Linked DNA regions of Homo sapiens: region 2 is linked to region 1. The links are chromatin contacts, found by Hi-C or POLR2A ChIA-PET in ENCODE. All regions are on one chromosome and are shown on one strand. The core of a region is the stretch at or near the end of the contact, and the rest is flanking DNA. Distances in the headings are between cores, read along the strand shown. Region 1 overlaps FAM178B (family with sequence similarity 178 member B). Region 2 holds the start of KANSL3 (KAT8 regulatory NSL complex subunit 3).

Evidence for each region. A loop is a pair of places that touch in the nucleus more often than their neighbours do. ChIA-PET counts read pairs that join two places held with the same protein, here RNA polymerase II (POLR2A). Pooled maps may share reads with other maps.
Region 2: a map of cardiac septum shows a loop between it and region 1 (4-fold over the local background). The contact joins the promoter of KANSL3 here to the enhancer-like site in region 1. A Hi-C loop is called at or near these places in 1 of 168 maps with a recorded cell type or tissue (cardiac septum) and 7 of 50 pooled maps. POLR2A ChIA-PET finds 5 or more read pairs at or near these places in 1 of 52 experiments (SK-N-SH).

The regions. Positions count from the first base shown.
Region 1 is chr2:96,905,287-96,909,734 of GRCh38, forward strand. All of the region lies in intron 12 of FAM178B (family with sequence similarity 178 member B), which reads right to left. Among named protein-coding and RNA genes, the nearest start is that of SEMA4C, 37 kb to the left of the region's middle. RefSeq lists an enhancer at 1,386-1,981. Within about 2 kb of position 2,550, at least 23 of the 41 ENCODE cell types and tissues checked have a DNase peak (open chromatin) inside an H3K27ac peak, as active enhancers do.
Region 2 is chr2:96,635,710-96,640,157 of GRCh38, forward strand. It overlaps KANSL3 (KAT8 regulatory NSL complex subunit 3), which reads right to left and starts at 2,603. Exons shown (of 21, transcript NM_001115016.3): 1 at 2,574-2,603; 2 at 1,212-1,476. The coding sequence starts at 1,426. RefSeq lists an enhancer at 263-372 and a silencer at 2,323-2,532.

The DNA.
Region 1 (4,448 bases), core at 1,300-3,799:
GTAGCTCACGCCTGTAATCCCAACACTTTGGGAGGCTGAAGCGGGTGGATCATTTGAGGTCAGGAATTCAAGACCAGCTGGGCCAACATGCTGAAACCCCATCTCTACTAAAAATACAAAAATTAGCTGGGCGTGGTGGCACACACCTGTAATCCTAGCTACTCGGGAGGCTGAGGCAGGGAATTGCTTGAACCCGGGAGGCAGAGGTTGCAGTGAGCAGAGATCACACCACTGTACTCAAGCCTGGGCGACAGAGCGAGACTCCATCTCAAAAAAAAAAAAAGAAAAAGAAAAAGAAAAAAAAAGTTCAGCTGGAAGGGAGATAGGATTGCTAGATTTAGCAGATTAAAATATAAGATGCCCAGTTAAGTCGGGTGCGGTGGCTCATGCCTGTAATCCCAGCACTTTGGGAAGCCGAGGTGGGCGGATCACCTGAGGTTGGGAGTTCAAGACCAGCCTGACCAACATGGAGAAAACTCGTCTCTACTAAAAATACAAAATATATATACACAAAAATATACATATATGTGTGTATATATATATATATATATATATATATATATATATATATATATTTTTTTTTTTTTTTTTTTTTTTTTTTTGAGATGGAGTTTCTCTCTTGTTGCCCAGACTGGCATGCAATGGTGCGATATCGGCTCACCGCAACCTCTGCCTCCTCGGTTCAAGCGATTCTCCTGCCTCAGCCTCCGGAGTAGCTGGGATTCAGGCATGTGCTACCACGCCCAGCTAATTTTTTTATTTTTAGTAGAGACGGGGTTTCTCCATGTTGGTCAGGCTGGTCTTGAACTCCCTACCTCAGGTGATCCGCCTGAGTGTTCTGCCCACCTCAGCCTCCCAAAGTGCTGGGATTACTGGTGTGAGCCACCGCGCCCAGCCAATACTTTTTCTTTTTCTTTCTTTTTTTTTTTTTTTGAGCAGGAGTCTTGCTCTGTTTCCCAGGCTGGAGTGCAGTGGCGGCATCTCAGCTCACTGCAAGCTCCGCCTCCTGGGTTCAAGCGATTCTCCTGCCTCAGCCTCCCAAGTAGCTGGGATCACAGGCATGTACCACCAAGCCCGACCGAAAATAATTTTTCTGGCATAAGTTTATCCCATGTGATATGTGCATCGTGTCTAGCAACCCTGAGAGGGACCAACCATTCCCCTCCATGCCTGACTGTGAAGGCCTGATGTGAACCATCGTGGGGGTGCCCTGACCCTGGGCCCCTTCAGCCTCAACCCCCTCCTGTGCAGCACCACTGTGTACTCACTCAACACTTCCCACTTCCCCCACACTGAGCACTGAGGAAAGGCAGCGCCCACCCGGACTGAACCATGGGATAACTAACAGAAGCCCCTTATCCCCTCTCTACGGCCCCTACAACAGACCCCCGTGGGTGCAGGCCACCCCGTGGCCCCACACCCAGAGCCCCAAGCTTCAGGTTCTCCCCCACGCACAGGCCTTCGCCTCCCTGTCAGACAGGGCCAGCTTTCCAGCTGTTTGGGAGCCCCAGCAGCAGCTGGGCCGGGAACACAGTGGGAGGTCAATGGCCCCTCTGAGCTGCTCCACAGTGAACTCAAAGCCAGTCAGAAGTCTGCATCTGGGCTTCATTAATCCAAAACTTGAGGCCTGCGCGGGAGCTCGTTTACTCGTTTACTCACAGCGGGCGAGGAGGGCCTGCCCGGCCCGGGGGTGAGGGGAGCAGGCAGGCCGGCAAAGCAGTGCCAGGGGTGGTTCCAGAAGGGAAGAGGCGGGCAGGGTGGGTCAGGATGGGGCTGTTATCCAGAAATGAAGAAAAGCACCACAAGAAGCACCAAGAGGGTGCATGGATGAAAAGAAACCCACATGTGAGTGGCGAGCCCCCTTGCTGTCCCCGCCTGCCCACTGCCTTTCATCCTGATGGCCCTCCCCGCCTTTTAAACCCCGTCCTGCATTCTTAGTTCCCACTGGGACACAGCAAGGAGGGGGCAGGGGGCGGGGCGAGACCATTTTTTTATTTTACAGACTGAGAACTTATTCCATGGAGAAGAAAAAGAAAAGCCTCACCCCACCACCACCCAGACTGTGCAGGGCACAAGCAGAGGGGCTGGCTGAGGCTGGCTGTGGGCTCTCCCTCCCATAGAAGAGGCCTGACCCCACCTGGCAAGGCCTCCCCGGAACTCCAACCAGGTTCAGAGGAGGAGGCAGAAGCCATGGGGCCATCCCAGCCACTGTCATATAAGGCAACAGGCTCCAGCCCTGGCGTGCACCAGCCAGGCCAGGCTAGGCCAGGCCAGCTTCTGCCTCCGCCCTGTCCCCCTCCACCCACCAAGGGCCTCCACAAGACCAGGACACTGGATTAGCACTCAGAGGAGTCGAAGGCACTGAGACATTCACAAATGACTTTTCCAAACCCGCAGCAGGGCCAGAAGTGGAATGCCAGCGCTCTGCTTCCTAGCCTCCGCAAGGGGCACCCAGGAAGGCAAAGGCACCAACCACGTGGGCTGCTGGGATGTCGGGCAGTGACATAGGCCAGCACAGCCCCTCTGGAGCCCCTTGTCTTCACTCCCTGGGAGGAGAACTGGGCCCTGCCAAGACTGAACTGCCCTAAAAGGCTGTCAGGCACCTGGCCAAAGGCATGAGCTGCCTTTTCCAGTCTCCAGGGCAGCTCAGGAAGCAACGGCAGTGGCCTGTTCCACCGTGGCAATGCTGCCTGACATGCTGCCTCAGGGCGTCCGCCTGGCTCGCACCCCGGGCCTCTTGTCCATCAGGCTGCCTGTCAGCCACCTGCTCGGCACTCCTTCCCTGGACTCTTCATTGCGCACTTGCCAGGTGGGAAGAACAAGGGGGTGGGCTTAGAAGCTGGTTGTCCCTCCCGGGGGTCTGCAAGCCCACAGCCACCAGACTGCCTGGTCATCCACAGACCAGTCTGAGCACACAGAGTGTGGACGGGAATAGACGGCGGGACACAGTCGGCCACAGACCCAGACGAGTGGACCACCACAGGGCAACATGAGGAACCCGTCTATATATAACCACGCACATTGACGTGGAGAGGCCCCACAAACCAGGTGTTGAGCCAAGGAAGCCAGACCCAAGGGAGAATGCTCTGCATGGTCCCATTTATATAAATGTTTAAAAACAGGCAAAATTGGGCTAGGCACAGTGGCTCACACCTGTAATCCCAGCACTTTGGGAAACTGAGGCAGGAGGCTCATTTGAGGTCAGGAGTTCGAGGCCATCCTGGGCAACATAGGGAGACCCCATCTCTCAAAAACCAACCAACCAACAAAACAGGTAAAATGAATCTATGTGATGGAAGCTGTGAAAGTGATTACCTCTGCAGGAGGGAACGCCTGGCAGGGGCCTGATGGGGCTTCTGGGGAGCGGCAGACATTCTGTCCCATGGTCAGGTGGTACATGGATGATCTCTTTTGCAAAGGGCACGAAGTGTCCACCTATGATATGGGTCCTTCCATTCACACGTATTATAAGTAAATTAAAAGGTACACATGAACAATCATACCAACTTCCATTCTCATCTCCCTCTTTGTATGATAAAAATCACAGAACCTCAGGCTTAGAAAACACCTTGAAGTCTGCTGGGCGCAGTGGCTCTCGCCTGTAACCCCAGCACTTTGGGAGGCTGAGGTGGGAGGATCACCTGAGGTCAGTTCGAGACCAGTCTGGCCAACATGGTGAAACCCCGTCTCTACTAAAAATACAAAAATTAGCCGGGTGTGGTGACAGGTACCTGTAATGCCTGCTACTTGGGAGGCTGAGGCAGGAGAATCACTTGAACCTGGGAGGCAGAGGTTGCAGTGAGCCGACATCACGCCACCGCCCTCCAGCCTGGGCGACAGATCAAGACTCTGTCTCAAAAAAAAAAAAAAAAAAGAAAAAAGAAAAAAGAAAACACCTTGAAGTCACCTAATCTAGCTTCTGCATAGTTATCCATTTTAATTCTCTTTGCCACACCCCCAATAAGTGTTCACTTCAGCAAAGGAAGTGCAGTATCTGCCAAGACAGCCCAAATTCATTTACCGGACTAACCAAAGGAAATCGTTCCCATATTTTGCCAAAACCTGCCCTTCTGGGACTTCCACTCAAAGCTTCTGGATCCTGTCCTCTGGGGCCTCCAGGAGGGAGCTCTCCGCCAACCTAGGTCCTCTACGCTTGGAAGAAGTTGCCACATTCCCGTGGCTGCCCCTTCCTGCAGGTGCCACAGCCCCCTCATTCCCATCTTTTTGTATCTTTTTTTGCCATTTTGGTTTGGGTCCTCTGACGGCCCTGGGGGTTGTCAATGTTCCCTTTCAAGTGCGACACTCGGAGTTGAGGCTGATGCTCATTTTCTTGGCAGCCCCACAACACAACGCAGTTAACAGATTGAGCCCAAAGTCTTTTTTTTTCACACGTCTTGCTGTCAAATCCCATTTCCCAGATCCTGTTCTTAATTGTGCAGCTGGGCCTC
Region 2 (4,448 bases), core at 1,353-3,852, 270 kb before region 1:
CAGGAGCGGTGGCTCATGCCTGTAATCCCAGCATTTTGGGAGGCCGAGGCGGGTGGATTGCCTGAGGTCAGGAGTTCGAGACCAGCCTGGCTAACATGGTGGGTGGAAACCCTGTCTCTACTAAAAATACAAAAATTAGCCAGGCACAGTGGCACACGCCGGTAGTCCCAGCTACTCAGGAGGCTGAGGCAGGAGAATCGCTCAAACCCAGGAGGTGGAGGTTGCAGTGAGCCAAGATCACACCACTGCACTCCAGCCTGGGCGACAGAGCAAGACTCCATCTCAAAAAAAAAAAAAACCACACACACACATTGTGGTATCTCTAACTCATTAGGTCATTAAGTCTCAATTCCAGGAGGGGTGACTCTAAAGAAGCCTCTACAAGGGCTCTAACCCCCAACAAAATTAAAACCAGTGCTTAAGGAAAGATTAAACATTAGGTCAGATTAAAAACAAACAGACAAAACTCTTCTCCAAAAGTTTACAAAATTATTAAGGACATGATTTGATCACCATAACGGAATATATCAACACATCATGAAACATAATTAGAATGCCTTAAAGTGCAAAAGAACTGGCAAACAGGTTTATTTAGACCAAATGTAACTGTATCACTCATCAGGTAGTCAATTTATGAAACTTCCTTACCCTATAACATAGGCTGGGTGAAAATATCATTAGACATAAGAAGGGTTTAGATTAACCTATGGATAGCAGCTCTGTAACAAGGGAAGAGAAAAAGCAACGTCTTGGGAATTGGCTCCTAACCTTCGTGTGTGAAACCAAGAAAAGCAAAATGCATTACTATAAAAAGGCTATTGTTGCCACTGTCAAGCAACCCAGAGCACTGGACTAATGTGATAAAAGAGTCGTATCCTGTGGGTAATCTTTTAAAATCAACTTTTCAGTCTTTTTCTTCACCAGTTAAATAACCCTCTACGATTTTCCCCTTTCCACACGTCCTACTATCTAAGTGGAATAGGTTGTCTGCTTTTCATTTGCACGTCTTGCTTTCCTAACTCTTGTTAGCTGTCTCACAGAGATAGCCACATTCAAGCCTGCTATCCTTATGCTGCTTAAGAGATGCCTGAATTTAACATCCAAATGCCTCATACAATCTCCCCCAGTCAATCCTGAGAAAATCCTCTCTAAATTCCCATCTGATCACTGCCCAGTGAGGTTACCAGCAGCCCTTAGAAGCCCCAACTCACATGGTACTTTCGTGCTGCCGCCGGGGAGTGACAAAGAGCATGCGGGTGGGGCGGGCACTACTGGCATCTGGGTGGGCACTCCAAGGCTTGGCATAGCTATGATCCAGAAAAACCAGGTCCAGCTCCCGTTCATGCACTGAAAGCTGGAAGAGCAGCGAGGTGCCCATGCGTCGAGCTGAAGTCTGGAAGTCCCTCTCCCCACCCCGGTGGGCCATGTCAGTGGAGGGGCAGAAAGTCAGAGCATGGGTATCTGCATGCTAGTCACCTGCAGTGAAAAGTTTCAGTTTAGGTCAATTCCAATATCCTAAATTTCTCCCAATCTACACCATCTAACATGCTTACTTTTGTAACCTACTATCATTCCTATTGAGTATCCATTTCACGGCAGACCTCTGGTGGGGACGGTTCGTGGAATCCCACACCAACACCAAAAAAAAAGAAAAAAAAAACTATGGTGCCACGAGTTGTCCCATACTCAACCTCTAGCGAACTGAAATTACCTAACGGGAGAGCTCACCGACCCCAAGGTTCAGAAAGACCTCGCGTGGACAGACAGTAAACTTGCTTGGCCAGCACCACTTCCTAGGTGGGCAGGAAGGGTTTTGACAAACAGGAAATCACAAATATGAATTCGTTGAAAGCTAAGGATCTCTGTTGCTTCACACCATCCTCTAACGACAATGCGAAGGGAGCCGGGGCCGCAGCTAGAGCGTGGGCACCCCTAAAGGGCAGGGCAACGCCGGCCTCAAAAAAGCGAATCCCAGCTAGGGCTCCACTTCTTCAAGCCTCTCGTATTGTGCGAAACAAAAGTTCTGTTAAGTACTTCGTAATATTCCAGAGTTGTTTACATAAAAATGAAAACTGCCCCCCCAACAAAGCCTGTGACAAAATGATCCCCGTGGAAGCCCTTTCACCCTCACCCCCAGTGAGGCGTCCCTAGCAAACCGCCCAGGACCCCGGCTGCCCCGCAGGCGTTCCCGCCACTGAGCCTCCACACGGCCCATCTAGGAGACAGGGCTATGACTCGCATTTTACAGACGAAGTCGCCAGCTCGGGGAACTGAAGCGATTTGGCCAAGGTCATCCAGAGTTCGCGACGAGGAGGAGCCGCCTGGCCCCCGCCTCCCGCCTCCCGCTCCCTGGGGCAGGGCTCGGCGTCCGCGTCACGGAGGCCCAGACGCGGCCCCTGCCAGCCCGCCCCCGGCCCGACCCGCCCCGCCCGACCAGCACCGGCAGCCGGCCCTAGCCCGGGCCCCCGCATGCCCCGGGAGCCCTGAAGCCCTCGCCGAGACCCCCGGCCGTCCCAACCACGGCCGCGATCCCCACGGCCCGCCACTCCCCTCGAAGCCAACGCTGCTCTCACCCGCGGTCTTACGGCCGCGCGCTCGGCCACGGCCGGATCCCTAAGCGCGTGCGCGTTAACGCCTCCACGCCCCGGCGCTGCGGGCACCGAGTAAAACGCGGAAGCGGGTTACGGCCTGGGAAGGGAGAGGCGGTGAGCGGCAAAGCCCGGAACGGATGAAGCTCCGGCGCCTCTGTCCGGAAGAGGAGAGCCAAGAACACGCGAGCATGTCCGAAGCAGAAAGTCAACAACTAGGCTGGAGTTTCCCCCTCGCGCATATTCAGTAGGGAAAGCGAGGGCGGAGGACTAGGCTGGCTTCTACGGCCCCAGTTCTCGCCACCCCCACCGTGTTGGTCCTTTGTGCCCTCTGGGCGGTCGAGCACCCAACGGTCCACCTCCACCAGGGCAGCCACCTGAATTTACTCATTAAGAATTTACCTAATGTGGCTCACGCCTGTAATCCCAGCGCTTTGGGAGGCCTAGGCGGGAGGACCTCTTGAGCTCAGGAGTTTGAGATGAGCCTGGCCAATATGATGAGACCCCCGTATCTACAAAAAATTTTAGAAATTAGGTGTGTGTGATAGTGGTGTATGCCTGTAGTCCCAGCTACCCGGGAGGCTGAGGTGGGAGGATCACTTGAGTCTGGGAGGTCCAGGCTGCAATGAGCCATGGTTGCACCACTGCACTCCAGCCTGGACGACGGAGTGAGACTACGTCTCAAAAAAAAAAAAAAAGAATTTTGTTACTGACCCTAGATTGTTTTGTGTGGTTAACTTTCCTATGTGTTTTGTGTAGAGAGAGTAGATCCTCAAAATCAGGGACATTAACCTTTGTATCCTCCAGAGAACATACACCCAGAACATAGGTAATTGTTCAAATGTTGACTGATCAATAATTGGTTATTTGGTTGACTGACTGACAACATGACATCAAGAGACATGAGACAAGACAGCAAGAGACATGGTTCAAGATGATAAATCTCACCCGGGATCTGTGGCTCATGCCTATAATCCCAGTACTTTGGGAGGCCAAGGTGGGAAGATTGCTTGAGCCCAAGAGTTCAAGACTAGCCTGCACAAAACAGTGAGACTTCGTTTCTATTTAAAAAAAGAAATGGCCGGGTGCGGTGGCTCACGCCTGTAATCCCAGCACTTTGGGAGGCTGAGGAGGGTGGATCACGAGTTCAGGAGTACAAAACCAGCCTGGCCAACATAGCGAAATCCTGTCTCTACTAAAAATACAAAAATTAGCCAGGTGTGGTGGCGCATGCCTGTAATCCCGGCTACTCGGGAGGCTGAGGTGGGAGAATCTCTCAAACTCAGGAGGCAGAGGTTGCGGTGAGCCAAAATCGCGCCATTGCACTCCAGCCTGGGCGACACAGCAAGACTCTGTCTCAAAAAAAAAAAAAAGATAGGTACAGACATGCAAACACTCGAAACATTCAGAAAGCCACTCAAAGCTGTGTTCCACAAAGATGAGAGGGTAAACTGAGAAGACGGAAGGCATAGGATCGGGGAAGCAGGGTCTAACACAAGAAGCAGACGAGGAATTCTGAAGGTGATGGCAAAGAGTATCCCAGGACAATAGCTATGCTGCAGGACTGGGGACCACTAGTCTCAGCTGGGGGAGAAGAGAAGACCAGGAGGGAGAGCCCCGGGGAAAACAATAAAACTGGGAAAATGCCTCATAGATTTGAAAAAATCAAGGAATGCTATTTAAAAGTGCTGTTTAGAAATATGGAGCTTAAGGCCATAGAAATTATCACAAATAGAGCAGCCCCTGCCCCACCTCTCCCTACCCTTAACTTTGTCTCCTGGGCGCTTGTTTGGGGCCAGGGTTCTGCTATTTCTCTACTTATATTCCCATTCCCACTAAAAACAGATTTGTATCTTTTCT